Linked DNA regions of Homo sapiens: region 2 is linked to region 1. A link is an interaction called in ENCODE POLR2A ChIA-PET data of the cell type or tissue named here. Cell type or tissue: MCF 10A. All regions are shown on one strand. Each heading gives the region's core, and the rest is flanking DNA. Links, peaks and the distances in the headings are about the cores only.

Region 1 (15,391 bases), core at 6,460-11,459:
CTGTGGTCAGATATTTTATTTGAAATGTTTGTTTAAAAAGGTGTACAGTACTCTGAATATGATGTGCAAAGTTCTGTGCTAGAGGCTTAGAGGAAAAACAAAATAAATTTAAGGTTACTATACTGACCCTTTCAGGTGGTTGGAGAGGAAGCACTTTTGCTTAGTTCAAGCTGCGAAGAAATCATGAAAGATATTATATCAGTAAGTGCCCGAATGAAGCAGGCAGGTAAAAACTGGGAAAATTGAGAGGCAAAAATCATGTCTATTAGTTTTAATGTCTGGGGGAAAAAAGAGGTATAGAAAAGCTAGAACTGACCTGGACCTCCACAGATATGAAGGTAAATAGGGAGAGAGGGCCTGTTTTCCTATAGGATGAGGTGGATCTGGCCAAAGAATTGCTATTGAAGAGCAGTTAAAGGCTGGAACTTGGGGCAAGCCATATTTAAATCTTAAATGTCAGACAAAGGAGAGGAGTCCTGCTGGAGATGACAGAGAAATTAAAAATATATATATATGTTTAAGAGGATAGTTAACAATAGCAACTGAGCGTGTGCTGCCTCAGGCTCTATGTTTGGGACTAGCTGGGAATTAGCAGAGAGTTAAGTAGGAACAAATTCATATAGTTCATTGCAGCACTAAAAGGGAATTCTGGTTTTATATAGCATCCACTATGGTGGTCGGACAAAATGAAGGGCTAACGAAGGGATTTTTATTGCTGTATGAAACATCAACTAGATGATACTAGGAGAAGGGAGGCTAGTGAAGTCCAATGAAAGTATCTTGCTTAATCAGTAGGAACACCTGTATGCGGGGAAAGGACACCATTGGGCTTAGATTCGAAAGATCTGGGTTCAAGAAGTTGCTCTGCTACTAACTAGCCAAGTGAATTTATATCAGTTATGTAACCTCTTTGAACTGTAACTTCCGCAATCGAATATAAGAACAAAATAAGATAATATATGGGAAATGCATTGTAAATGAAATATTTCACAGCTATACATTTTATTAGTAGACATGTTGCTGAAAAATAAAAATCAAATTTTATGTACTGCTAGAGGTGCTTGTTTGATTAAAGAAACCCAACTATGATATATTTTCTAAAGCAGGAAATTTTGGAAAGATACACTTGTAATGATTTTGGATAAGGATAAAGGGGGCATAGCTGAGATGTTAGAAATAACAAAGCAACCAAGGGTAGATGATAGATCCCAAATGGTAGATGACTGAGAGGGAGAAAGATCTTTGAAGTTACAAACTCGAGGAAATTAAATAATCATGGTACTGTAAATATGATGGAGAAATTAAGAGACAGGTTAGGTTTTAGAAAAAGTTTGGGCCTCCTAATACCTTAACTTGTAGGTCAGTATTTTTCAAACTATGGATGATGAAATCTGTTTAACGGGCTTCCATATATATTAAGAAAGAAGTAAGAGAGGAAGGAAAAAGGGGAGGAAGGAGGGAGAGAAGGAGGGAAGAAGTGGAAAAAGAGAGTGTGTTTTATATAAGGGTAAGTACTGCTTTGAGTACTTCAATTTCTCTCTCTCTCTCTCTCTGTCTCTGTCTCTCTCTCTCTCTCTCTGTGTAATATGTAACTTGGTTGTAATGGAAAATACATTCTTTTGGCTCAGGTCAAAAGAGTTTGGAAGCTACTGTCATCGAAGGAAGAATGTGGGATCAAAGAGAGGGTGAAGCAGTCTGTAGTGGAGTAAGAGTACGTCAGAAGGTATAGAATAGAAACTGAATGGGTTGTGAGGGTGGGGAGGAAGAAATGACAGCAAAGTTACGTATTGAGCATCTAAGCAGTCAGTTAACGACAGGGTGTGAAAAAAACAAAACAAATCAAACTCTAAATGTTATACCTTTTTTTGAAATGGTATCTCACTGTGTTGCCCAGACTGGCCTCAAACTCCTGGGCTCCTGCCTCAGCCTCCTGAGTTGCTGGGACTGAAGGTGCACATCATTGTGCCCTAAATATGGTACCTTGACCTTACAGATCTTACTGTCTGTTTGGGAATGAAAAGATAACTGGGAATACCAGGTAGCATCTACAGCCAAAATATGAGGCACTTAATGTTTCAGAGTCAGGATAAATATTGCCTGGGAACCAGAGGGTGGTTACAGCTGTACATTCTATTAGTAGACATGTAGCTGAAAATTATATAAAAATCAAATTTTGTGTACTGCCAGAGGTCCTTGTTAGATTAAAGAAACCCAACTGTGGTATATTTTTTAAAGCAGATAATTTTGGAAAGACACACTTGTAATGACTTTGGATAAGGATAAAAGGGGCATAGCTGAGATGTTAGAAATAACAAAGCAACCAGCAAGGGTGGATGATGGATCCCAAATGGTAGACGACGGAGAGAGAGAAAGCTCTTTAAAGTTATAAGCTTGAGGGAATGAAATAAATATGCAGACACTGGAGAATTCACACAACTTTAGGTGAGAGTTGAAGGAGACTTTGAAGGAAGAATTTATCTCCGCTGAGAGGAAGGGTTGATGAGGTAAGTATGTGTGTTCCCTGTTTGGGAGGTGAATGGAGGAATCCCAGTTAAAGAGACTAGGAAGACTCAAAGATGGTAGTAATCTATATTTTTATATGTTCAGTGGAGAGAAAAACACCATGAGTTATGGTCAGTACTTTGCGGGGTTTTTATCACGCCCACAAGTATTTATGTGGCAGTGTTTATGTAGCACACAGAATGATATCTTGCCTATAATTCAGAAGGTAATAGTGAACAAATGAAGAGAACCAGAGCTTAGTGGCACAAAAGCCTAGGTTAGAAAAGTATAATAAAGTGAAGTGAAAGAAAGTTGGAAACAAATAATATATATAGGTATAATCCCAATCTTGTTAAAAAACGTCTTTCACTCACCCTGTAATCAAGACTGGAAGACGGTAAATCACTATTTATGTTGTCTGAGTTTTTGATAATGAGCACATATTGCTTTGCAAAACAAATAGTGCAGTAAAAACAAGGGCAGCAGTACTAAGGGTGGTTAAAAGTATAAAGTAGGTGAGAATTAAGTAGAAACTTGGGATTTGTGTCAGAGGAGAGTAGTGATGTCAGAGGGATTTCAGTTGAATGGTGAAATTCAAGTTCTTTATTTAGAGTCAAAGACTGAGGAAGAGCTGATGTCCAGGACACTTGGCAAAGAAAGAAGGAAAGGAGGGCTGCTAGTTTGGGTGACGGCCTCATCATGAAGCTTCCTGGGCGCATTGAACTATGCATCACCACGGAAAAGAGCCAGAGGGAGGGGAGAGGTGATGAGCAACCTTTGCAAAGGACAACAGGACAATTTTATGCCAGAGGAAATGAATAAAGTTAAGGGTTTTCCCCAGTGACTTCATTTATCATATGAGTTGATTATTTTTAGATTCAGTTTTGTCTTCTTACCTCATTGCCTGTGGTGTTCATACATTTATTTCTAGACCTTTAAAAAATGTTTCTATAGCAAAATCTTTTGAAGCTTGTTCTGCATGTCACAAATTGGATGTGCTGTTTTTATCAGATCAGCACAGGAGTGATTGATTACTTTTCTAATGTTCGTTTAGTCATTTTCAATTTGAGTGTCCATTCTGTTCACATGAGAGGCTGCCAGTCACCAGTTAAGCTGCAATTGCTATATGAGAATTGGACTTACAGTACTCCATAAAGGTGTACTTTAAGCAGCCTTAAAGGCCTGTTATCAAGGGCATAAGAAGATGGAAATCCAATGAAAGCTCTTTGGTTTGGGTACATAATTATAAATTATCTTTCTTTCTTTCTGAATTTAGTATCTCCTTTTGGTGTTGGAGGCAGTGCATACTGCACAGGGTGCCCCATGGACCTTTGGTATCAAACCCACATTTCGAACTGTGACTCTCCTGCTTTTCATGACCTTGAGCCAGTTATTTAATCTCCAACGGTCAGTTTATTTATCTGTGAATCAGGGATAATACCTAACTAATAGGGTTATTGTGAGGATGAAATGAGGTAGTTTATACAACTGTCTGGCACATAGTGAGCTCAGCAATTTTTTCCCATATCCTTTCTTTCTGCTAAAGTTCACAGTGAAGGGATATACAATTCGCGTTGGATTTAAGTATTGATTCTAATGAGAATCACATTTTCCATTTATTTTTCATGTTCTGAGAGTTCAGGATCACTGTGAATTGCAACTGAGTTGGAAATGCCATGCTTCATTGTGGAGCTGTTTTACCTCCTATGAAAGCAAAGCCTAGTAGATCTTGATTTTGACAAAAGTAATAGTTAAAAAATTAAAAGTGGTTTATCTAGATTCTCCTTTCCATTTGCATAGGGTTAATATCAAATCTGTCAATTCACTATAATGGTTGAGCCATAAAATTTAGTGTATTTAAATAATGGTTGCTGCTAAAGATCATATTGGTGACACTTCATTAATCTGGAAGTCACTTAATCTGGAAGTCACTTACCTGGCAACCCTGATTCTTTGAAACATGAAGAATGAAGAAGTAACGGAAAGAGGCCTCTGAAGAGCTAGCATAGCATCTTTTTCTTTCTTGATGCAATATCTTTCATATCGCTGAGGAGTTCATAACATTTCTCTTGCTTCTTGTCTCTTTTTGTCTGAATTCCTCTTTATTATGTTTGCTGTTGTATCTCCTTTTGTGTTTCATGTTGTTTCATTTAACTCCTCAAATTCTAATGATCCCTGGCTGCCTATTAGTAAAGAGTGAGACCCTGAAGAGCTGTGGGGCTCAGTGTGGGATGTCACACACTGAAAGACTGTGCAGAAACTTGGTTTATTGGGTGGGGGACATCCATGTATATTCATGAGTACTTACATTTTCTTTTGGACTGATTGACTTAAGAGAATCCAAAATTTTGCAGCAGGCACGGTATAAGTCCAACTACTATTTTTCTCTAAGCTGAATAAGAAATGGATTGGGGGTAATTTTTTCTTCTGTAGTCTAGACTTCATTTAATTCTCCTATTTTCAGTAGGGTGCTTCTGCCCTCAACAAAGTCTGGTATATGCAAGGACAAAGTGCATCTGGTTCAATCTCTCTATTTATAAAAATTGAGCCTTCTGCTGAGGTGAGGGGAGTATGGGAGAAGAGACATATGGCTGCCACCCTCCTGTAGCTTACAGTTTGTGTGTGTGTGTGTGTGTGTATGTATGTGTGTGTGTGTTTGAATTAGTGGTATCAGAGGCTCTATTGACTTTAATTTTGGAGCAGACTCAGAACCCACTGATGACCTATCTCCTTCAGGGTTTCTAATTGCTAAAGTCCAAAGCGGGCTTTTAAAATCTTTTTTGAAGTCTTTTATCTTGCACGTTTTAGGGTAGGATCGTTGAGACTGAAAGAAGCTTGCAGTTCTTAAAGGAAAAGGGACATGCTCTAGGGGTGCATCAAAGGCAAAAACCCGAACAGAGGAATGTTCAGACAACTTCAAGGGATTGACAATTTAAAGAGTTTTGAGGAAACTTTTCTGAACTGAAGCATTCTCAAGAGATTCCAAGGTGGCCTGAGATTCCACATTTCTTTGATAGAAAGACGTGGACTTGGCAGTGATTTTGCAAATCAGAACAAGAACAATTTTATGAACACATTGGCAAGTGGCCATGTCTCAGACTTGTTGGGTAGTTAAATGTCCACTAGAAACATTGACTTAATCCAGTATTTATGAAATAACTCCCGTATTCTATGTAGTTGGTCTAGGAATTGGAGGTGAAAGATGAATACCATTCAGCTTTGTGAAAAATTCTAGACCACGTTCAAAAAGTTTTTTGTTTATACTTGTAATATTTATGCCTGTGGAATGACACAAAAGACAATCTTGAAATGTCAGAAAATGATAAATAAGAGTTATTTGTTATTTTCTCAGCATTTTTTTCCTTTTGTGTGTGTAAGTGAAAGTTACTCATCACGTTTAAAATTTAAAATTTTCATCAAAGAAAACCATCTGTCATAATGAAGTAAAAAAGGGACATTATGTGATTTTCTTTGAAGATAAGGGATTGAAAGTGAGTCAGTTAACTGCCCTAGGTTACCATTTGAGGTCATTTTGAACTAAATTGGCTTTGGAATCAGAATTTAAATTACCAGTCAGACTCAATTAAGATAACTGGTCATGAAGGCAGTTCATTCGCCTGCCTTCCTTCTTATAAAAAGAATATTTTTATTATTTGTATTCCTTTATAGCCAAGTTAGACATATGCATTATTTTTGAGAATATAAACATTTCACACAATAATTGATTTAGGCATTTAAGGGTAGTTTTGTATCTAAATAGGAAACCAGAAAAATCATTCACTATTTTGTGTTCTAGTGATATTCACAGTAGATACTTTTGAAGTCACTGGGAGGTAAATCAATATATTACTGAGTTATATTTTTGCTGCCCTGTGCAATATTAAGAGAATAGCTTTCACAAACAAACCCCAGTTAAAGTTATTTAGTCACAATAATAAAAGTACAATTGGACATATTTTAAGAAAACATAAATTATAAATATGTGCAGTTATTTTAACAATTTATGAATGTATTTCTAAATACTAAACTTTTTGTTTGTGATAAGTGAGTATAAAAATATATATACAATTATATACTCTTAACTTGCTCAACATGAGAGATTTAAAATGATGAGTTCCACTGTGAGTTTAATCTTCACTTTCATCTTTTTATTTATTTATAGACTGGAACAAATAAATCAATTTTTTAATTATAAATTTTTAGTAATTGAAAATTATTAAATGTACAAAGGAGGAGAACTTTTAGAATTTAGAAGTACAAAGGAGGAAAACAATTTAAACCTACAGATTGATTTGGTGGGATTGGTTGTATGTCTGCGGCTGTCTGGAGAATCCAGGTGCTTAAGTGCCTTGGACTAGCTGGACACTGAAACTTCACAGGGAAACAAAAATGTCTGGAATGACTTGTTGATGTTCTTGAAATGATGCTAATATCTATTCTATAAAACCTGAAGGTATGTAGATATTATTGTCTGTTTCGAGTCATGTATCTTGGGATTTGGGACTGTTGGAGAGAAGATCGGTTTGATTTAGACCATGATAGGTATTGATCTATATATATTTTTGAAATATTTTGGCTAAAATGCAATTTGATGTGGTAAGTCTTATCCATATCTAACATTTTATCTTAAAACTATATCTGTAGAAGTTGTTTTTTAAAAAGAACAGAAAAATCGAGTTGCATTTTGGTGTTTAATGCATTGATTTTAAAAAATTATATTCAGAGCAAAATGTTTGAGTTTTCAATGATTTTTTCCTTAAAGCATTAGGTGCAAACGTCAGGTAATTCTATGATTAGAATTGTGTCGTGATACTTTGTGGGTGAAGACAGTCCAAAACCAAAAATGATGAGACAAGTGAAATCTTTATTAAGGAAGGCCTAACAGCTGTATCAGATAAGTTTGCTTTTTCTTGGAAACTTTGGTAAAAAAAAAAAATCACCTGGGAAATAATGTGATTAGAGATGCTTCTTAAATGTGCATATGTGTTTAGTCTGTTCTACAAAGATATTATTTTCTTTGTAGCATTGTTTTATTGAACAAATTTTGTTAAATTTTCTATTAAAATAGTCTTATAGTGATTTAATAACAATTTGGAAAAGTCGCAATCTTTATAAGCATATGTGTAAGTGAGATGGATTACTATTAAAATGCAATTTCTAGTATTATAGCTCTTTTATAATTTGTCTAGCAGATTTTCTGGTTTTCACCACGAAAGAAATGTCATTTCTTAGTCTTCATTTGGAATTTATAAAAAATTTTAAAAATCACCACATTTTCCAAAAGTTTATGCCAGAAAATCATTCACTATTTAAAAATGAAGTGCAATTTCTTAATAGAAAAGTATAGATTGAGTCTTGTCCCATATAAATGAGTTTCCTAGATTTGGAAAAAAATTAATACATTGGAATCAATAGTTGACCACAGATTTAAATATGATACAAAAGGTTTAAAAATCTAAATTGTCATTGTTTACAAAATACTGGCAAATTAGAGCTACAGCGCTTGGTGTTATTGTGTAATCTTCTGTTTAAAAATAAACAGTGGAAATAATTGTAGAAACCTCTGGGCTTAGAAAGGCTTGTTGGTGGTTCTTCACATCCTACTAAAAAAGCAGGCTGTCTTTGCATATTAATCACTCTGTGAAAGGAAGCTTGCCTTATTTGCATTGTGCATGCACTAAGAAGTCCAATAGTGTGCCTGAGAAAAAAATGGGGGGATTGTAATTGTTGTTCTCAAAAGGGTTTTTATTCCATTCAAGTGGAAAAGCTGAATACTGGAGAATTAGTGCAGTGTTTTGTGGAAGAAGAGTCCCTTTTGGCCACTGCATTGCATGTGGTGCAATCCCAGTGTGTAAGGATCCTGAACGTTGGGGTGAAGAGGAAAGTGACTCATCTTTCTATGATGCAATAGTCTATGTTCTTGTACATCTCTATAATTTTGTAAGCATTTTCTCCTTGTTATGTATCCGAAAAGAGGTAGAATGAAATTCTGAGAATATATGCCATATTGGAAATCTCAGGAGAGTTAAACATGAACCAAAAAATCTAAATTGGTGTTTAGGTTTTGGGAGTGGGGTGAGATGAGGACACACAACATAAAATTAAGCAAATTGTATTTAAGTGTTATTGTTTTTAGAAAATACGTGATTCGGTTAATGCCTGGAAGATATTTGTCCACCAAATTGATTTTAAATGATATTTTTGACATTATTTTAGTAATAATGGCATGTTTTTTTCTTCATTGTATTTTAAGACTCAGTGGTTGAATGTAAACATTGAGAATAAAGAGAAGAAATGTTCTTAATATTAGTGAGGCTTTCTTTTAATAAGACTGTGTAAGATGAGCTACTTATAATGTTTCTCTTCTATGGTAAAACACTCTTCATGAAAGCTTTTCCTGATCTCCTAGTTCTAGCTGGCAACAGCCACATTAGCCAGTACAGTTTCCAAAACCTCAAAATGTACATTAATTATTTTGGAGGTCTGTTACTTTGGACTGGTTTAATATACTTTACATATTTTTAGCATCTTTTGAAAAATTCTGCACAGATTATGGCATTTCCAAGTAGATTTGAATTTCACAAGGGGGAAAATACGCCATTGTCTGTGTTCACATATTTTGACAAAATGATTGTGTATAATCATGGAGACAAAGCTTATTGTTTTAAATGATTTTGTTAAATACTAGAAAGTAGTTCACTGAGTTAAAAGGTTTCATACAGGTTTCCTAAAAACCATTTGGCTTAGATATATTTAACTATCTGTGAAACTACTTGTTATTATCCTCTTTACTATTGTATGGGTTTGGTTGGATTTTGTCTGTTGAACACAGATCCTCTGATTTTATTTCGATTTTATTTGAATTGCTTTCTGTAATATTCAACTACATGGAAATTGTGTTTAATTTGGGCTTATGTAGAGTGGTCCATAGACTTTGAGTGTGTGTTTGGGTTGCTGTTCTGAAGAACAGAAGTAGCCAAGAAGTAGTCTGAAAAAGTAGGACCATAAAAAATTAGACTGGTAGAACAAAAAAGAAAAAAAAACAAACAAAAAAAACCTGTAATTTTTACCATTCAAAAGTCCTTATATAGGTTTCATAATAAATTTTTTTCCAAAATATTACTGATGTACTTCTCCAAATGTTTATTATAGACATGTCAAAAGACAAAATTATGACAAATTTAGTTATAAATCAAATTGTCTTTTATTTGTGATTCATAAATTGGGGCAGCCTCCATTCAACAAAATAGAATGAGAGCTCCCACTGAGCAATGGCAGAACAGTGGGTTTGGAAAGTGGGAACAAGGAAACAACTATAGAAAAAAAGAAACTGGTTAACATCAGGTTACTTCCGGTGACTCTTTTGCAAGTTAAAGCAGAGGAGACTTCTTTATTGCACTGACTCAGGTCGACTGGAATCTCCTGTTTTCAGGAAAACCCAATCTGTTTTGGGATCTATCTGCTTCTTTAACGTTTCAGTTTGATTATATGGCATTTAGCTTGAGTGACTCCATTTTGGTTTGGTCTGGTCTCTTGGGGTTGGGTGCAGAAGCTCAGTCTAAAACAATGGGCTCCCATAATTTTTGTTTAACGGACATAATTTTTAGAATGTATACTTCATTTAAATTTGAACCTTTTTATAAAAATCTGAAATGCATAACACATTTTTAGAATTGTGTAGACTTCATAAGTATGCAAAACAAAAACAGCTGGTATCAAGCACCACTTGATCACCTTTAAATTCAGAAAACACACTTGACAAAATGCGACACCCCTTCAGGATGAAAACACTCATTAAATAAGGAATAGAAAGTACTTCCTTGACCTGATAAAGGGCATCTATGAAAAATCCAGAGCTAACATACACAAATGGGCCATAAGGACAAATGGCCAAAAGATGTCAACATCATTAGCCATCAGGGGAAATGTAAATCAAAGCCACAGTGAGATACCACTTCACACCCGCTAGGATGGCTAGAATCAAAAAGACAGGTAACAGCAAGTATTAATAATGTTGTGGAAAAATTGGAACCCTCAAACACTGCTGATGGGAATGGAAATGGTGCAGCCTCTTTGGAAAACAAGTCTGGCAGTTCTTAAACAGAGTTACCATGTGAACCAGCAGCTCTGCCCTTCCAAGAGAAGTAAAAACATATGTCAGTATAAAAACATGTACACTAATGTTCATGGAACATTATTAATAACAGTCAAAAAATGGAAAAAACCTAAATTTCCATCAATTGATGAATGGACCAAAAAATGTGGTATATTTATACAATAAAATATTGTTGGGAAATAAAAAGGAATGCAGTACTGATACATACTACAACATGGCTGAGCCTTGATTCAGCATTTTAGTAATGTGAGCTCCTTAATTGTGTTAGCTGTTTGTTTGTTTTTTTGTAACCATGAAAGTTTATTTATTTATTTTTCAATAGTTTTGAGGGTACAGGTGGTTTTTTGTTACATGGATAAGTTCTTTAGTGGTGATTTCTGAGATTTTGGTGCACCTGTCACTGGAGCAGTGTACATTATACCCAATATGTAGTCTTTTATCCCTATGAAGGTTTATTTTAATCCTAGCACTTGTTAATATTTATCCTTAATTCTTACTAACTTTTAGATTGTGGGTATTATATCTTCATGAGAATAGCTAAAATAATTTTATTTGGATATTCCTCAAAGAACTATTGAATGTGAGCATGCTAAGATTACCCCTGGCAAAATGGAAAATGCCTAGCACCTGGAAGCATCTGTTTCTGCCGGTCTTCTAGGAGAGAGGAAATATTTATGTCTTCCATTTATGTATTTTGACTGGGGAAAATTTTCCCTTTTATTCTGGGGAGCTGTTACTCAGCATAAGAGAATGTAGAGGAGAATCACCCCTTTCACATATCTAATAGCTTTACCACATTACTACAGTAGTATCTTATGTTGTATGCATTGATTGTCAATCTCTTCTCCTCATCTCCACCATTTTGATAGCTTAAGGCTTATCATTCATTCTCTGTGCATAGAAAAAAAAACCGAAATGATGTTTTCCAGTATTTTGTAATCTTTCCTTCATGAATTGCAGAAGAAAAGTGTTTGGGTTTTGTCCCATTCATCATAAAGCGGTACACAATAGATACGGTTGCATTTTAAAGCAAGGCTAAGATGGATTTAAGATGTATTTCTTGTCATGTGAAACGTCCTCCTCAGTGGTCTTAAATAAAATATTAATTAGATAATTCTGCAGTGATTAATATGAAAATGGTTACATAATTCTTAGATGGTATGTATTGTGTTGGGCTAACACCACATTGCTTTTCTAGAATACTGGTATCTATGGGATACCATAGATACCCCATAGAATACTGAATATCTTATGGGACTGCCCTTTCACTAAAAGCACAAATCTTTACTAGTGGTCTTGAGCTAACTGGAACTGCTGTAGATCACTTGCAAATTTTCCACTAGGATGCTTTGGTGTATTTGGTGCAGCTATTCCCACAATCACTTAGAGTAGGCATGCAGAGGGAGCTAACCCATAGGAAATTAAGGAATTTGAAGAATCTTTGAAAGTTCATCTCATTTAACTTCTTTAAAACAAAATTTGTGAACATCTCAGATAAGAATCTGTCTTTAAAAATAAGACATCTTAGACATAGAGATGGAGGTTAAAGTTCAAAGGTTTTTTGCATTCAAATAAAATTAGTTGTTGTCTTTCACTAGGTGGCTCTCTTTTTTTTAGAATGAGTTCAGTATTTATTCAAGTAAACAATCAAGTTTTGATGTGCCTGTTCAGACAGACAGCTTATTTTATGATACAGGTGGCATCAAGCCCATTATGTGACTTTTCCTCCGCAAGAAGTTTGTAACTTCCTTTGGCAATTGGGATGCACTTCCCTATAAGATGTTTTATGTGGTGGTTTTGTCCGGATTAACCAAAATGCAAATCTTCATATCCTCTATAGTGCCTAGCAAAGGGTCTTGCACATAGGTGCAAGTTGTCAGAGTTGGCTCAGTTTCACTCTGAGCCCCTTGTAGATAGCCTTTATTCATTCCTGCATTCTACATGTATTTATGCCTTTGACTGAGAGGTAAGATCTAAAAAAGGAATAGATATATCTGAATTCATTTGTAAAAAGGGTGCTAGCTGGCAATGTATGCAAAGGTTTGGTGGCAGTGAGTAAACAAGAACTGGGGATGGCCTTGCTCATCAGATGGGGAAGTAAGGAGGTCATTGGAAGCAGCAGATTCTGGGAATGACTTGATGGGAGCATGTTTTGGGAAGTTGGATTTGTTGCTCTTCTTTTGGAAGCTGGGAGAGATTACAGTCTGGAAAACCAGTAGTCAGGGGGTAGGAGGAGCTACTGTAGAGGCTGTGTGAGGTGATGGGAGGTGGAATTGGAGTTCTGATTGTGAGATGTAAAGGAAGGCATTATGCAAGAAATACTACAGAGGGAAGATTGATGAACTTAGTGACTGATTTGGATATGCAAGAGAGGAAAGAATGGAGATTATTTAGATTTCAGGTGAGGCGCATGGTAAGAGTAAATGTCACTAGCAACAGAATTGAGGAAGGGGAAAATAGGGACTTTTAATTTTTTAAAAAAGGTAATAGTTTGGCTTGGGAAAGGTGACCCTGAGATTAAAGTGGACTGTCTAGGAAGAAAAGCCAGGTATACCGCTGGAAATAGAAGTCTGCAGTTTTTAGGAGAGATCACGTTAGAGACATAAATCTGTAGTTATTTAAGTAGTAGATGGTTCTCGAAGGATAAGTCCATTTAGAGAGAGAAGCAGAGAGGACCAGGAACGGAACTTAGCCAAGCACTTATACTCTGAAGATGGGCAGTTTTCATATGTAATAGTTATTAAAAAGTGGTACCAAGTCATTTAAGCAAGTTACTGTTTTGTATATTTTCAAAAAGAATTAAAACCACAGAGCTGCCCTTTTTATATGGTGGTACTGCTTTCAATTCTTATTCTCTTTTTAATTCACTCTGTCTCAGTTTTAATGAAGTTTGTTTGCAGTCCATACCAATTTCTTGTTGGGGTTTTTATCTTCTAGTGCTTTTGGTAATAACATAGCTGATACATGAAAGATTGTGTAGCTCTCATGGATTTCAAATCTTTAGGCATTAATGAAATTATATTCCAGGATACCAGGAGAATTGTAAATAAATCCATAAACAGCTACAGAAAATGATTTTGAGAAATCATGAAAATGAACAAAAATTTGGATTTTTTTTTTCAAGTGGGAAGAGGGTGAATTCTTCTCCCAGGAAGATGGGGGAACTTAATGCCCATCCTAGAAAAGTTTTAAGAACTGACAATTAAGCAGATTATATGGGAACCCAGAGAAGAAGGCTGGCATCTAATGTGGGCTCAGTAAGGACAGGTTGTATCAGAACTCAATTCTGTCTTTGGCAAGATTTCCAGACTGAAAATGGAGTTTATATTGCTTTATCATAATAGCCAAATGGAGAAATACAAGCTCAGTGCAAGTAATTGGTCAAATGACCATGCTCCTCATCAACTTGGAATGTGTTGGCTCTGCATTTTGCAGGATTTCCTTATTTATTTACTTTTTTAATATTTAAGGTGTTAACTATGATGTTTTGATATACATGTACATAACAAAGTGATTACTATAGTCAAGCAAATTAACATATTCATCATCTCACATGGTCACCTTTATGTATGTATGTATGTATTTATTTATTGTGAATAGAGTTCTTAAAGTCTACTGTCTTAGCATATTTCCATCATACAATACAACATTATTACCTGGTGATCATGTGGTGCTTTAGGTCTCTAGACTTATTCATCCTCCATAATTGCAACTTTGTACCCTTTGACCTACATCTTCCCATTAGCTCCTCTCCTGACTCCTGCCCTGGTAACCACCATTCTACTCTGTTTCTATGTATTTAGTTTTGTTTGTTTTAGAATCCACATATAAATGAGATCATGCAGTATTTTCCTCGTGTGTCTGGCTTATTTCACTTAGTATAATGTCCTCTTGGTTTATCTGTATTGCCTTAATGGCAGGATGTCCCTCTTTTTAAAGGCTGAATAATATTCATATATATATATGAGTTTTAAAATTCATCTGTCGATGGATAAAGTTTTTTCTGTAACTTGGCTATTGTGAATAATGCTTCAGTGAACATAGGAGTGCACATATCTTCATGAGGTGGTGATTTCATTTCCTTTGGGTACATATCCAGAAGAGGGATTTTTTCTGGGTCATATAGTAGTTCTATTTTTAATTTCTCTAGGAACCCCCATTCTGTTTTCTACTGTGGCTGCAGCAGTCTTACATGCCCACCAACAGTGTACAAGGGTTCCCATTTCTCTACATGGCTACCCACACTTGTTATCTCTTGTCTTTTTGACAAAAGCCATCCTAACAGGTGTGAGATGCTTTCTCATTGTGATTTTGATTTGTATTTTTCTAATAATTAGCACTGTTGAGCACCTTTTTGTATACAGTATCTGTTGGTTATTTTTATGTGTTTTTAGGAAAAATGTTCAGATCCTTTGCCCATTTTTAAATTGGTTTATTCATTTTTTTTTGCTGTTCAGTTTGTGTGTTCCTTATATATTTTGAATATTAACCCCTTTTCTGATATATGGTTTACAGATATTTTCTCCCAACCCATAGACTTCCTTTTCTATTTTTGATTGTTTCCTTTGCTGTGCAGGAACGTTTTAGTTTGATGTAGTCCCACTTGTTTATTTTTGCTTTTGTTGCCTGCACTATCCTATTTTTTTTTTAATCATTGCCAAGACCAGTGTCAAGGAGCTTTTCCCCTGTATTTCCTTCTAAGAGTTTTATAGCTCCAGGTCTTTAATTCATTTTGAGTTGATTTTTGTGTATGGTGTAAGATAAGTATCCAAT
Region 2 (15,391 bases), core at 5,993-10,992, 53 kb before region 1:
GTAGCACTTCAGGGCAACTCTGATTGGCCTAGTGTGGTTTCTGCACCCATCTCTAAACCTGTAACTGTTGCTATCAGGACAGGCCTAGACTGGACCACGGGTCTGTGCCTATGGTGGGGGTTGGATTAAGATACCTAGCTGGGTAGTCCCACCAGGATCATTTGGCATGGGATGGGTACCATTCTCAAAAGAAGCAGGGTGTCAGGCAGGAAAAAAACAACAGGGTCCATTTCCACCCTGTATTGTATAATCCAATTAGAGAAAGACTTCAATATATAGAAGGTCAAAATCTGCAACTGAGAAACAAATATGTAATAAACCATAGTAAACCCAAGGTACTAGGGCATTTATGAAGACAAAAAAATAGTAACCTGTCATAACCAAATAGTTTATTGCAAGAAAGATGCAGGCAGAGAGAGAGAGAGAAAGAGAAAAGAGAGAGAGGGAGAGAGTTGTTGTGAGTGATTCACAGAGACAGTAAGAATTGCTAGTAAATGCTCCTTAGGGAAACATTTCTGACTCAGTATTGGTTTTCAAATAGTTTCAAAGCATGGGGAAAAATTCCACGGTTTCCTCACATCATTGAAACACCTGTCTGTCAGAACCCAAAAAGTTGACTATGAAAGGTACTTAAAGAGTCATTCCCCTTGCAATGTTTATAGCTGTATAGAGAGTAAATGCAAGGGTATGCAGGAGACTGTCAGGGTTTGAATCCCAGCTCCACCACTTGCCTGCTGATGAACTTGGACACACTGACTAATACATCCAGCATTTCTGCACTGGGGAGCTGCTGCTGGGACAAGGGCCCCTCCTGGGGAGAGGCAGGGATGTCTTGGGTAACAAGGTCTACAGCCAAAGAAAGTCTCCACAGAAAGGGGCTATGGGCAGGGCAGGAAATAAAACACAAACAGACCACCTATTTAAGAAAGTAAGCTTACCCTATCCCCATCCCCATCCCCATCCCCATCCCCATCCCCATTCTTGTGTGGAATCCCAGGATCTCATGGAACACTTTTTATGCACACCATCTATAACAAAAGATAAGTGTCCCAAGAGGGGTATATTTAAAATGTTATAGGGAAACAGAGAAGAGATGAAGGTGAGGGGGAGGGGAATAAGGCCAGAGGAGCTTGAAGATGTGTTCACTGAAAAAAAAGATGAGATCTAAGTGTGAGTTTGAAGGATGACTATGAGTCCCCCAAACAGAAAAGAGAAGCAACAGCCCAAGAAAACACAGAAGCATGAATATGCATGGCAACATCTTCCAACATTTTTGACTCTTAAATCTTACATTTTCACCTGTTACACACTCAAAGGCTCTCCTGTTCTGTTTTGAAAGAGAAAAATAGGTAAATAATTTTGTGTATTGATTTGTTTAGAAATTAGGAATTAAAATAGAAACCATCACCTCTTCCAATGACATATATCTCCTGGAGCATCATTGTGAATCCTGGAATGTCTGGACAACATGTCAAGAAGAAACTAGAGGAGCAAAAGGGATCAGGGCTGCAAAGTCTTATGTGTTATGCAAGGCATGTGGACTTTATGTGATAAACAAAGGGGAAGCAAGGAAGGTTTTCAAGTAGAGGTTTGACCAAATGTGGTGCTGTGAAATGGAAAGTTACTTTTTCATAATATTAGTAACTATAGCTGTCGTGGGCAGCTTCTAAGATGGACCCCCAGTGAAACTCACTCCCTTGTGGTCCACCTTTGTATGATCCTTTTCCCCTTGAATGTGGTCTATACCTAGTGACTTTCTTCTGATAAATAGATTATAACAAAAGGAGTTGAATGCCACTTCTGAGATTATTACAAAAAGACCATGTCTCCCGTCTTGCTGGCCCTCCCTTGCCCTCTTGCTTTCTCACACTGATAGAAGCCAGTTGCCATGTTTGAGCTGCACAATACAGAGGTTCACATTTCAAGAAATTGAGGAAGCCCTCCAGTCAACAGCTGGGGGAAACTGAGTCCCTTAGTCCAGCAGCCCACAGGGAACTGACTCTTTCCAACAATCACAAGAGTGAACTTGGAAGCAGATCCAACCTCAGTCAAGCCTTCAGATGAGACTGCAGCCCCACCAACACCTTGATTATTAGCCTTGTCAGAGACCCTGAGGTAGAGACACATAACTTAGTTGTACCCAGATCCTGTGCCACAGACAATATGAGATCATAAATGTTGGTTGTTTTAAGCCACTAAGATTTGGGAAAATTCGTTCCACAATAATATATAATTAATACAATAGCTAATATTATTTAGTTCATACTCCCTGCCAGACACCTTGTTAGGCACCATGTGTGCATTAACAATCTCATCCAATCTTTGGGGGAAACTGTATGAGGTAGGATAATGATGTCATTTTATAGATAAGCATCCTGAGGCTTAAGCCTAGTTAAGGAACCCTTCCAAGCTCATATAGGTGGCTAAGCTAGGATTCTAATTTTAATCTTTCTCGTCCTAGAATGCTAGTTCTGAACCACTACACTGTAGTTTGTCTTGAATGCAGCAGAGTGTTGTGGGAGTGGGGAATCATGTTGGAGATGGGGGGCAAGAAAGGCATTGACTTATAGAAAGTCCCTCATTGAGACTAAAGAAAGTTGGAGGACAGTAAGTAAGAGCTGATAATTTCATTGAGCCTAAAGAAAGTTGGAGGACAGTAACTAAGAGCTGATAATTTCATTGAGCCTAACGGAAGTTGGAGGAGAGTAACTAAGAGCTGATCATTTCATTTCACTTTTAAAGGCTATTAAACACAACATATTGTAGTGGAACTAGTGACCTTATTAAAATATTTACTGGCACATTACTACTTGATAAAATTATGAGTTAATAAATCTTTTTACACCTGCGAAGGTATAACAAACCATTCATCTGAAGGAAAATCATCTGGTTGCACTGACTGACTCATTTCAGGATATACTAACATCTCTAAAAAGCCAATGAGAGACTTGGGGAAGAAAGACATCTCTATAAGCCTGCCAGTACCCTCTAATCCAGAAGCACATAGCAAGACATCCTTTAAGCCAGCCCACCTATCCACCCATTCCTCTCACTCACCCTTCATCTGTTCCTCTGGCAGAGTGTTGGGAATGCCCTCTTTGGCCAAAAGTATCTTCACAGTTACCTGGGAAAAACAGGTGATTGATAGGGGTACAGAAATGTGAGAGATGAAAGCAAAGGAAAATTATCTGCCCTCAGTTTTGCTGGTACAATGCAAAACCTTCTTTCAGAGAAGACCAGCAGGCTTGGCATGAGAGGGAGACATCCAAGCCCTTAACAACAGGTGCAGATATACAGGCAGCGGAAGGAGGGGATGGGCACGTTCAAGATGGCTTCAAGATTATTAAAAAAATATCGTGTCCCCTGTCTTGCTGGCCCTCTCCAGCCCACACGTAGGCATCTCCTTTCTCAGTGAAAGAATATACTAGCCTTTATCAGCCTCTTGCTTGAATCCCTTCACAATCTCCTTTCTCCCACTACTCATCCATTTCTCCTTATCCTCCAACTTAGGAGCTCTTTGTTTTTCCTTCATGATCTCTGACTAAATGGCTGTTAGGCAATTTTCCAGAGACACCCCAGAATCAGCTGTGCATTGTAAATGAAAGGTACAAGGAACTTTTGACTGACTAGGATAATTAGAGAGAAGGAGGCATTGGTTAAAACAAAACTAACCAAAGCGTGGTACAAAATGTATAGGGATGTCAATTTTTTAGTTAAAATTATATCCAGCATTTAAGAACACATTTGTCATCCTACAGAAGTAGTCTAAATGTGTAAACATAATGTAATACTTTAAAAACACAGACATGGTATAAATTGCTTAGTAAAAAAAAAAAAGTGACCAAAAGTTTAACATCTGTTAAAATAATTAGTTGTTATTACTTCTTTCTTAGCAGAATTCTCCTTTTTATGTCCCTAATATTCAAGCTAGACCCAGGTTGGGCAGAGGCATAGCAGCCCCTTCATGCTTATTCCTCTTCATCTCCTCTCATTTAAAACCAACAGCCTCACTGCTCTAACCCATCACAAAGAAATCAATAACTTACTGCAGAGCTAGAATTGGCTGCATACCTGCTACATGTCAGGTGGCGTAATAAGACCATTACATACATTTTTTTTTTCATTTAGTCTTCATAATGACTCTAGGAAGATTTCCACATTTCAAAGAGGAAGAAACTGAGTCTTGGTTAGATTTGGTAGTTTACCCAGCTAGAAGTAACAGAGCAGGGAGTGAATTCAGGCAGTCTGACCTGCACCTAGCGCAGCTCCCACCCTGAAATGTGCCTACCTTTCATGTGCAGGGTGGACCCTGTGTTCTCTCTCGGGGGAACTATTGGCAGAGGGATGGAGCCACACACATTAGGTTACAATCTCAGGGAGGGATCGTTTGCTATTGTCTGCCCAAAGCCTAGCTCTGCACCTGGCTTTAGCTAAACTCCAACAAATATTAGTTGCATTAAATTTCAAACAATTGAGTTTATCTTAATTGTTCACAAATACTCTGCCAAATTTCTGTTTTATAAATTGTAGTCTGTAAACATGTTAATCCTCCCTTGAACAGCATAAAGGTGAATGGCCAGGTGGAGGTTTACTGGTCTTTGGCACTGTTTTAACCTGGTTCCCTCCAGAAAGCAGGGAGTCTATTTTGATAAGTGATCTCAGGGAACAGGAGTGGGGAACTGGGGAGAGAGGGCCCCAGAGGAGGAAAACCTGATTCATACATGAGTTCTGGAGTTGGTCAACCTGTGGGCCATGCCACAGGGGCACGATCCCACAAGGACACTGGAGAACCAGGTAGAATGTGCCTCAGAATTGCCCATGTGAAAGAAGAGGAGAGATTTACTCATGGGCTCCAGTCTCCCTGGGGCATTAAAGCACCCTCACTTCCAGGCTACACAGCATGAATGCCAAATGGATTCTATAGGTATCAGAGAAGCCCTGGGCAGAAAAGTGAGAGGTATGAATGCAACTAAGGTCAGGGGCTTTCAGGTTGCACCAGTGGGAAGCAGGTTGCTACAGTACTCACTAGAAAAAGCGGAGGGGTGAGAGGATGTGAGGCTGGTCACAGGAAGTGTCCCATACAGACCCACCTAGGCCACCGTGGTGCTGGGGGCTGGAGGGAGAGGAGAGGGACTGGTGAAAATGTGGGAGGGCACCTGAGGTCCAGCCTAGCTCTATTCCACAGGCCATTTGAAAAGTGCATTTCCTCACTCTCCAATCAACAAATTAGAAGCCTCTTCAGATTAAAAACTCTCCTTTTAAAATGCAAATAAGAGAGAGGCCAAGGTTAATTCAACTGGTCATTCAAATCTGCTGTGAAAGCTTTAATGGGATTGCCTCTTTAAAACCCTAGGAGGCATACTAAGAGCAGGGGTTTGGATGGAAAATGATGGGAGAGGGATAAAGAAAGGTAATGAATGACTGCCCGTATCTGAAAAATGTGAAGCAGCGTGCTTTGTGCCCAAAACACTGGTCACACCATGTAAGGCATGTGTAATGTATCAGTGTAACATGAAGCTGCATTGCTGAAGTGGCAACTCCATGTTAGCATTAAGCCTGTTTTTTGTTGTTGTTTGTTTGTTTACCTCTCTTGTGAGACGTGTAAAAATACACCCACCAAAGAAATGGCAGATGACACATTTTTTACAACTTTAGAGAAGTTTCAGAATTCTCAACCGTGCTTATAATGAGGACTTTCTATTTCCCTGGGAATCATTGGGCTACGCAGGTAATTTGAAGTTTATCAAAAACATTACCTCTTGTTTTAGCAACTTGGTTGTTCAATGTGTCGTGGAGTGCGGGAGGAGGCGGCAACAGGACTTGCGGGAGGAGGGGACAACTGGGTGATGTTTATCTGAAAGGATTCTGCTGGAAGAGCTGTAATCACTGGACATATTAGTGGGAAAACAACTGGCTCCTCCCACTCATAATAATTGTTATAATAACAATCATAGCAAACTCTAATAGTATATGGAATCGGTGCCAGGTACTGTTCTAAGCACTTATATATATAAATTACAGTGGCCTCATTCATCCACAGGAGACAGTCCAAGCCCCTCAGTGGATGCCTGAAACCATGGATAGTATGAAACCCTATATGTTCTGTTTTTTTTTCATACATACATACATACTTATACCTAAGGTTAATTTCTAAATTAGGCACAGTAAGAGATTAACAATAACTAGTAATAAAATAGAACAATTCTGACAATATGCTAGCATCACTACTCTTGCATTTTGGGGACATTATTCAGTAAAATACGGGTGATTTGGACACAAGTACTGTGATACCGTGATGATCAGACAACAGAAACAGCTACTAAGAGACAAACAGGCAGGAAGTGTAGACAGTGTGGATACGCTGGGGCAAAGGAGGATTCATGTCCTGGGTGAGACAGAGGAGGGTGGCATGAGATTTCATCACACTACTCAAAATGGCGGGCAATTTCAAACCTCTGAATCGTTTCTTTCTGGAATTTTCCATTTCATACTTTCTGACCTCAGAAAACTGAAACTGTCCCAAGCAAAATCACAGGTAAGAGGGAACTGCTGTAATTATGAACTAGGTACTATCATTATCTATATTTTATAGGTTAGGAAACTGAGGCAAGGAGACATCAAGGAATTTGTCCAAAGTCACACAGTAAGTAATGGTAGAGCTGTAATTCAAACCCAGGCCACAAGGCTCCAGAGTCCCGCACTTAGGCATTCTGACCATGGAGACTCAGGGAGACCTGTGTGAAGCCTTCATGGCTGAGAAAAGTCAGGGACTAGAAGGTAACCCCCTGGAAACCCATTGAGCCACAGGGTACCTGGGACAGGGGCTGAGGCTGGGGCAAAGCCCTCAGCATCCTGGCATTCATGTTCCCCCAAGGGAAGCCGATCAGAGAAGAATGCTGGGTTCAAATAACTGTGTAAAAGTAAGAACTGGAGGACATGTAAAAACCTGTCTCCTCCTATCTCCCTAGTGCAGAAGTGTAACCCGCGTGGACCCACTGGACTGAACCCAAAGCAGGTGAACGCGGGAATAAAAGACAAGAGATAAAAGAGTATATTTGGAAGAAGGGGTCAGGGGGCACCTTGCCTCTAGTGGACAAGGGCCCTGAGATTTACACAGCCCTCCATATTTATTAGGCAAAAGAGATAGTGAGAAGAGGGTGGAAGAAGGGGTCAGCTGCTCGGTCCAGAGTAGGCTTGCAGGACCGCCTTCTCTACATGTCGCAGTAGATAACCTCTGCAAAGCCAGAGAGTAATTGCCTCCACCAAACCTTCTGTCGGCAGGAGCAATCATGAGTTTGCTCACATCCTGCATTCATAATAAACAGTCTGCTGTTTGATCATATAGCCTCCAGTGGAATGCTGAGTTGGTCATGTTCCATGGGCCCTCGGCTCCCTGCATATCCCCCTTTCTGTTTATGAATTAATTGAAAGAATGTAAGGCCAGGCTGGGCAGCTCTTTCTCCGATTGGCAGTCCATCCGATTTTACAGACTATAAACAGAAGACAGAGACAAAACAACATTATTCCAAGAACTACATATAAGCTGTTAATGTGGTGCCTTAGATAGGTCCAAGGGTTGAGGCTCCCCAGGCCTTGCTGGAATTTGGTCCGGTCTTCTAAAGAAGGCTGAAACTCTGGAGTTTGCCTATTTAAATCAAGAATTTTGTTTTGTTTTATAATTCACCAATATCAAAGGTGATGTTGGATGTGAAAGCTCCCCGCAAATGGGCTTTCACGAGGTCCCATGGATACTCACTTTGGTTATATTCTAAGTTGGCTACACAAATATGGGTGTGATTAAAATGACAACGCAATTGCTGCTGCAAGTGCAAGCTTTGTACTTGTTCCTTTAACCATAGAATCATGGATCATAACGTTGCCACTTCAGTTTGTAACTCAGTGTTAATTTTATTCTGAAGTAGCCATGCTTGGTTAGCTGTATGTGTCCAGTTCTCTTCGTACTGAGCTGTTTAAACAGAACTATGCAAAGCTACAGAAGATTTCACAACAGAAGTTATTAGTGTGGCCAAGGACACAATAGCAAAAATTATCATGCCTAAAGCTTTACGGACACGATGAGTAAGCTGAGTTAGAAGAAGTTTCACACAGTGCAAAGCAGGTGTGGCAGCCCAAGGCTTGGACAGGTTAACAGGAATCCATAGCCCAGGGATGAGTCCTAAAATAATCAAAGTAGAGATATTATGTGTTTGCAATGTGCTATGATTAATGCAGTGATATAACTGGCAAGCTTTACAGGTCAAATGGGTATTGTTTACCTGAAGCTGGTGCTTCTTAGCTGCCCAAAAGACATAAGGATTAAAAACACAAACAGTAAATTGAGTGGTGATATTCTTTACAAATGTAACATTAGAACTGTGTCGCGACTCCAGTCGGCCTTCTCTCTGTCTTAGCACTCAGGCTCAGGTGACTCATGGCTCGTACCAGAGAGACCAGGCCCATGGTTGGCCACCCTGGGTTCCTCCAGTCCCCCATTTCATGGTCGCATGCACCTTGAGGGCACCCACACGGCTTGTCCATCTCCTATAAAAACACAAACATACTCTTGTCCCCATGTCAGTAAATCCACTGGACCTTTCCATTGTCTTTCTTCCAGGGATTTCCATAACACTTTCAGATAAACTTTCCCCTTTTCCTCTAACACTTGCCAATTTCTTTCTGCTGGAGTCTTACCATCTGTACCAGGAGTCAAAAAATTTAAAGTAAATAAGGCTAAGTGTAGTTTTGACTGAGGTGGTAGTTGGCCTCCTATACCCTTTTTGTCTTTTCAGCATGTGTTGTAATGTTTGATGTGCCCACTCTATAATGCCTTGTCCTCTAGGATTATAAGGAATTCCTGTTTTATGGGTTATAGATCAAAGCTGTAAGAAACTTTTAAAAGAATGACTAGTATAAGAAAACTGTAAAATTTTGTCTGGGCCAGGTGCGGTGGCTCACGCCTGTAATCCCAGCACTTTGGGAGGCCGAGGCGGGCAGATCACGAGGTCAGGAGATCGAGATTGTCCTGGCTAACATGGTGAAACCCCGTCTCTACTAAAAATACAAAAAATTAGGCGGGCGTGGTTGCAGGTGCCTGTAGTCCCAGCTACTCGGGAGGCTGAGGCAGGAGAATGGCCTGAATGGCCTGAACCCAGGAGGTGGAGCTTACAGTGAGCCAAGATCACGCCACTGCACTCCAGCCTGGGCAACAGAGGAGCCTCCGTCTCAAAAAAAAAAAAAAATTTGTCTGAGGGATAGTGAAAGCAAAGGTTTTTTAGGCTGTAGCCAGGAGGCCTGCCATTGTTGAACTCAGCTTCTGTTTTACAAGTTGCAACTCTGCCCCTGCCTCTTTGGTTAATTGCTGCGGGGAATTTAAAGAAGAATCTCCTTGCAGGGTTTAACCTGTCTTTCCAGTTATTGATATCAGGTTAGTGTCTCCTTATCCGAATTTTCCCTAAACCTTTTTCACTCTGATATCCCATGTTCTTCAATACTTTAAATCCTGGGTTATCAAAGTTTTCATTTGTAAGTCTCATATCCCATGCTGTAAGTAAGTCTCAACCCCATAAATTGATAGCTATATTTGCAACATAAGGCTGAAAAGTACATGATTGTCCATCTGGACCAAGACAAGGTAAAATCTCAGCACTCTGTTGAACACTTTGAGATGTTCCTACTCCCACTAAGGATGTAGAAGTTAATTGCAAGGGCCAGGATGGGGGCCAATTGTCTTTAGATATTACTGATGCATCAGCTCCCGTATCCATAAGCCCATAAAATTTCTTTCCTTTAATTTGTACTACACAGGTGGGTCTCTTAGAGGCTATGGGTTGGGATAGATAGATTTCCCAAATCCTTTATTTCCTCATTTCTCCTTTCGTGGAGAAGGGTGTAATTTGCAGGGAATAAGCAGTAATTGAGCAATATATTCTCCCAGTTCAAAAACCCAAAGATCTTGTGACATTAAAACTACTTCAATTTCTCCTTCATAATCGGAGTCAATCACTCTTGGAACTACAGTGATGCCTTGCAGGTTAAGACGGCTTTTGCCTAAAATTAGTCCCATATATCCTGCTGGTAAAGGTCTCCAAATGCCAGTGGGAATCTTGGTGGGTTTGTCTCCCCCAACTAATATAACCCTTTCTCTGGCTGGGAGATCTAATCCTGCACTTCCTGGTGTTCCTGGGGTGAGGGAATCAATGTGCCTCCAGGAAACCATGCCTGAAATGGGATTGAGATCTGGACTGGGAATGCCCTCACTGTTTCTGGGGCCTGGGTCCAGGCCCGCATCTCGTTTCCCAGTGTGGGGTGGGGAGGTGCCATTCTGATGAAATTTTGAGCAGCACTGATTAGCCCAGTGATTTTCCTTGTTATAGCAAGGACAAAGTCCTGGTGTTTTTTCCACTGGGTGGGCCTCTGCCTTGTAAGGTCCTTTCTGTCCTGAGATCTGGAGGCATTCCTTTTTAAAATGTTCAGTTTTTCCACAAGTATAACGTTTTCCCATTGTAGGGTTTGACCCTTGGCTCCTTTTAGATTTGTCAACAGCTAAATTAGCCATTGCTTCAGCTAACATTGAAGAGTGATGATGTCAGGTCCTACATCCTGACAAGCTCTGAGAAAATTTCCCAAATTCTTTGTACACCTCACTGGAGCCAGTGCACATTAACAATCCATGTTTGCATTCTCAAAAGCTAGAGTTAAGGTCAGCATTTCTGCAGCCGCGGTATGAGGAATCTGATGCTTCACTGCCTCTTGTAATCTTGCAAGAAATTGTGTATAGGCTTCCTGCAACCCTTGCATGATATGTAAAAAGGATTGTACTGGGAATTCCTCTTCAGCAATTGTGGCCCAGGTGCATTTAGCAGCCTGTGCACACTGCTGATAAGCAGTGTCTGGGAGTGCCATTTGATGTCCCAGGTCTGAATAAGGGCCATTACCTATCAGCATATACTCTGTAATGTCTGCATGTCCAGCAACATGATTCTGTTTAGCCTGGTCTGCACACATTTCTTGCCAATTTAATTCCATGTCAGATATGCACTAGTGGACAAGCAAGTTCACTCCAAGTGTTTCACATCAAAGGGTAAAAGCCGCATAGCACCAAATACAGATTCTAGCAATCCTAATGTGAATGGGCTCTGTATGCCATTATTTACCACACTCGCTTTTAATTCCTTCAACAACTTGAACTCTAGTGGAGTGTGTTCTTGAACAAGCTGCTGTGGATTATTTGGATCAGGCCTTAGGGAAATAGGAAAAGTGCAAGGTCCTAAGGGCTCTCCAGCTATGGCAGCAGAGTATAAAATTCTTTGTATTGGGGTCTCAATTTCTGCTACTGAAGGAGGTGGTACAGATGTTTCTGCAACTGGAGGAGGCGGTATAGACCAATTTTTATCCTCCCTCTCCTGTTTTTTATTTTCAGTTGGAGCTGTGGGTGGGACAACAGATTCTTTCAGATTTTTAGATTCAGCCTGCTGTCCCACAGAATAATAAGGAGATAATGGCAGAAGTACAGTACAAACTAAACTCTAAGTGGAAAAAACTGAAGAATCAACTTTAAAACCTTTTGATGAGCCTGTTTTAATACTTCTCCTGCTCTATCCCAATTTTCCACATCAAGAGTGCCTGCCTGCAGAAAACATGGGTTATGTGTAATAACTTTCTGTGGCTTCTGCAGGAGGTTAGTTAGTGTCTGCGAATTAACCTGAGCTCCAGACTGTCTCAACAGAACTTTAAGCAACTGCACATAATGTTTGTCTTCAATAGACAAATTCTTCCCCTTGTTACCCTGACTCAGAAAGCTTCCTGTTCCCAGTACCTCCTTAAAGCACTGCTCCCAGGACCTCTTTAGGGCACTGATCAGTACCTCTTCAGGGCATTCACCTTATATCCACTGCTGGCAGACTCGTCCTGGGGTTACAGTTCACCTTGTCAATTTCAGTTCTTCTGCTCCAGCAGACCTTCTTTGTTCATGTCCTTGAAGTCCCGTATTTGGACTGTCCCTGTTCAGATGCCAGTATGTAACTCACACAGACCTACTGGACTGAACAAACTGGGTGAACGCGGGAATAAAAGACAAGAGACAAAAGAGTATATTTGGAAGAAGGGGTCAGGGGCACCTTGCCTCTAGTGGACAAGAGCCCTGAGCTTTACACAGCCCTTCATATTTATTAGGGAAAAGAGATGGTGAGAAGGGGGCAGAAGAAGGGGTCAGCTGCTCAGTCCAGAGTAGGCTTGCAGGACTGCCTTCTCTAGATGTCTCAGTAGATAACTTCAGTGCCAGGGGGTGATTGCCTCCACCAAACCTTCTGTCAGCAGGAGCAGTTGTGAGTTTGCTCACATCCTGCATTCATGATAAACAGTTTGTTGTTTGATCATATAGCCTCCAGTGGAATGTTGAGTTGGTCACATCCCATGGACCTTTGGCTCCCTGCACAGAAGCACGGGGGTGTGTGCCTATAGATATGTCCAAATGCTCACCTCCATGCATGTGGCTACCTTGGCCCAAGTTACCACCAACACCTCATCAATAGTGTCTCTGGTTTTATTCCTGCACCCTCCTGTTTATGGTTTGTATCACAAACGAGATGATCTATTAAAAATGTCAAGTAAGTCATGTCACCCCTTTGCTTAAAATATTTTAGCAGCCTCCCATTGCATTTTTTTTTTTTTTTTTTTTGAGACAGAGTCTTGCTCTGTTGCCCAGGCTGGAGTGCAGTGGCACCATCTCAGCTCACTGCAACCTCTGCCTCCCAGGTTCAAGCAATTCTCCTGTCTCAGCCTCCCAAGTAGCTGGGATTACAGGCGCCCACCATAACACCAACTAACTTTTTGTATTTTTAGTAGAGATGGGGTTTCGCCATGTTTGCCACGCTGGTCTCGAACTTCTGACTGCAGATGATCCACCTGCCTCAGCCTCCCAAAGTGTTGGGATTACAGTCATGAGCCACCACACCCGGCTCTCACCGCACTTTGAATAACATCTAAACGTCTTTGCCATGGCCTACAAAGGCCTTGCATAGTCAAGCTCCTACCCGCCTCTCCAACTTCATGTCTTGTGCCTTGCTGTTGAAAGGACAATCACACTGGCTGTCCTTCAGTCAGGGCTGTGGCCTACTGTGAGGCCCTCCAGAGGCTGCATTTCTCCCATTGCTCTTGACCTGGCCAGCTTCTCTTTCCTCTTCAGTTTTGTTTTCATCTCAGGGGCAGATCTGAGTCCATCATACTCTTAAGTTCATATCACACCATCGGGACTGGATTTTCAAGACCCTTGCTTGGTTCCTTTCATTAAAAGTTGCTTTCCCCTTTTTCCCTAATCCTTGTTCTCATGCCCCCATCCCCACAGAGGGCATTGAGACTGGCTCTGACTCATCTTTGTTACGTGCGTTGTGATGTTTCTAGTGTGTACTTTCAGTGCACATAAAGGCATTGCTCGTTGAGTCTTATTCTGTGCCCTGCCTGTTTTCACTTCACGTTATGATTTTTGGAGCTGCTACCCATGTTCCTGCACCTCCTGTGCACTGCATCTTCATGTTCTGTGGTAATCCACAGCAATCATTCGCCCTTGTGAAAGACCCCTCTACCTCCCTCCTATCACAACATTGTCCTAAGAAACATTCTTATAGATCTAAGCAAGACCATCTCTGGCACATGTATCTACGAGTGATACCGTGGGATTCCAGGGACACATATATTCAATTTTGGTAAATACTGCAAGTTTGCTTTCCAGAATGGCAACACCATTTTATAGTCCTTCCCTGGGCCTCAGAGAATCTTTTCCTAGACTTCAAACATAATTCTATCTTCCCTTATTCTATATTTCAGTTCCTTCCTGCCTTTATAAAATGTGTCGCACTTTGTATCTGCTCTATTTGCCTGTTTGCTTGTATTTTGATGGTCTCTTCCTCTACAATGTAAGCTTCTTAATGTCAGGGACTTTGCTTGTTTTATTCTCTACCATAATGTCAGAATCTAGCATAGCAGCTGTCACATAATACGGACTCGATAAAAATACGTCAAATGAATGAATAAACAAAAAGTGCGGTATGGTGGGTAAATAATGGTTAAAATGCGCATGGAAAGTCCCATTATCAGGAGTACTACAGCCTTGTTTTAATGGCATGACACTACTGGGGTCATATCCCTCTGTGTTGTATCCTGGAAAGAAGTCAGCACCGTCCCCTCCCCCTGCTTCCAATGCTTTGTTTTATTAGTTAGTTCAAAGTCTTCGTCTCAGCTCCAAAGTGCCATCTGGGAACCTCTGCTGCTGCAGCTGCCCTGTGCAAAGTCACCATGTGGGTCTGGGATGCCGTGTCCACACCCTCCACTTGATTTCTTCAGCAGAACAACTAAGCTGACATGAAACAAGGAGGCTTTTTCTGATTTCTGAGACAGCTGCCTCACTTTGATTGAATTATATTTAAATAACTTAGGTTTTAGGAGGATCAAATGAAGAATGTTTTCTGAATGGGTTCAAAATCAACTTCCTTGAATTCCTGCTCTCAAAACTGTTTGCTTAAAGATTTATTGGGTGGCTCATCAGTCAGCCAAGAAGTTCTGGCCCAGATTTGGGTCTCCTTTTGAAAATATTTTGCAAACCCACAGCCCCTCACTGGATGATGCAGGAAAGGCCCATTTGTTCTTCACCACACATGTGTAGCCCGAGTTTTTCTGTTCCTGTTCATCGTTTTATTCCCCACGGGAAGCCTAAACTTCTTTACCAAACCCTAAGGTGTCAATTAGGTTGCCATAAAAAAAAAATGGTGCTGCCTGGAAATGATTTCACTTCTGATCTCTTTCATATGTTTTTAAAGAGGTGCCTGGGTCTGGGACTTAGATTCCTGAAAACCTAACACCTGGCCCAAGGACCTACCTTGGCGAACTCATCACAGCTGCACTCAGATATTGCTGTCTTCAAGAAAAGAAGTAGAAGTCACTGCTTTGTTCCATTTCCAGAATGTCAGTGAATGAAAACAAAGATAATGATGATTAAAGAGCTAAAGTGAACTTACTATGTGCCAGGTTCTGTATTGAGTTCGTATTATCTCATTTCATAGTCTAAACATCCCTGGCGTGGCTCAGCCGAAGCTTGGAGACCTTACATAACACACCCAAGTTCCCACAGCTGGTAAGTACTGGTAGCTGACTGTGGAATGAGGCCTGATTCCAAAGCCAGTTCTCTTAAGCACTACACAGCTCTCTTCCCTGAAGTACCTCTGGAAGGCCCTCAGCATCCTTGACAAGCCCTTGCTAATTAAGACAAGCTTTCTTCCTATCTGCCATTGTTCTTAAGCTTCTAAGAAACAACTCGTTGTTGTTCTTGGGAATTGGGAATGTTGGGCACAGCTTATGAAAAACAAACAAACAAAAAAAACCCAGCAAATAAATACATAAC

Evidence for each region. Peaks named below come from ENCODE experiments on the same cell type or tissue, not always from the same donor. Only the 100,000 strongest peaks of a DNase experiment are listed, where the experiment ranks them.
Region 2: POLR2A ChIA-PET joins it to region 1 with 7 read pairs; 1 of 35 experiments calls an interaction of 5 or more read pairs at or near these places.

The regions. Positions count from the first base shown.
Region 1 is chr11:112,969,693-112,985,083 of GRCh38, forward strand. All of the region lies in intron 1 of NCAM1 (neural cell adhesion molecule 1), which reads left to right. It also overlaps the pseudogene RNU7-187P. Among named protein-coding and RNA genes, the nearest start is that of NCAM1-AS2, 14 kb to the left of the region's middle. In MCF 10A, for the core only: no CTCF peak of the experiment used is centred there; a DNase peak (open chromatin) is centred at 8,349.
Region 2 is chr11:112,917,652-112,933,042 of GRCh38, forward strand. No RefSeq gene overlaps it. Among named protein-coding and RNA genes, the nearest start is that of NCAM1, 36 kb to the right of the region's middle. In MCF 10A, for the core only: no CTCF peak of the experiment used is centred there; a DNase peak (open chromatin) is centred at 8,100.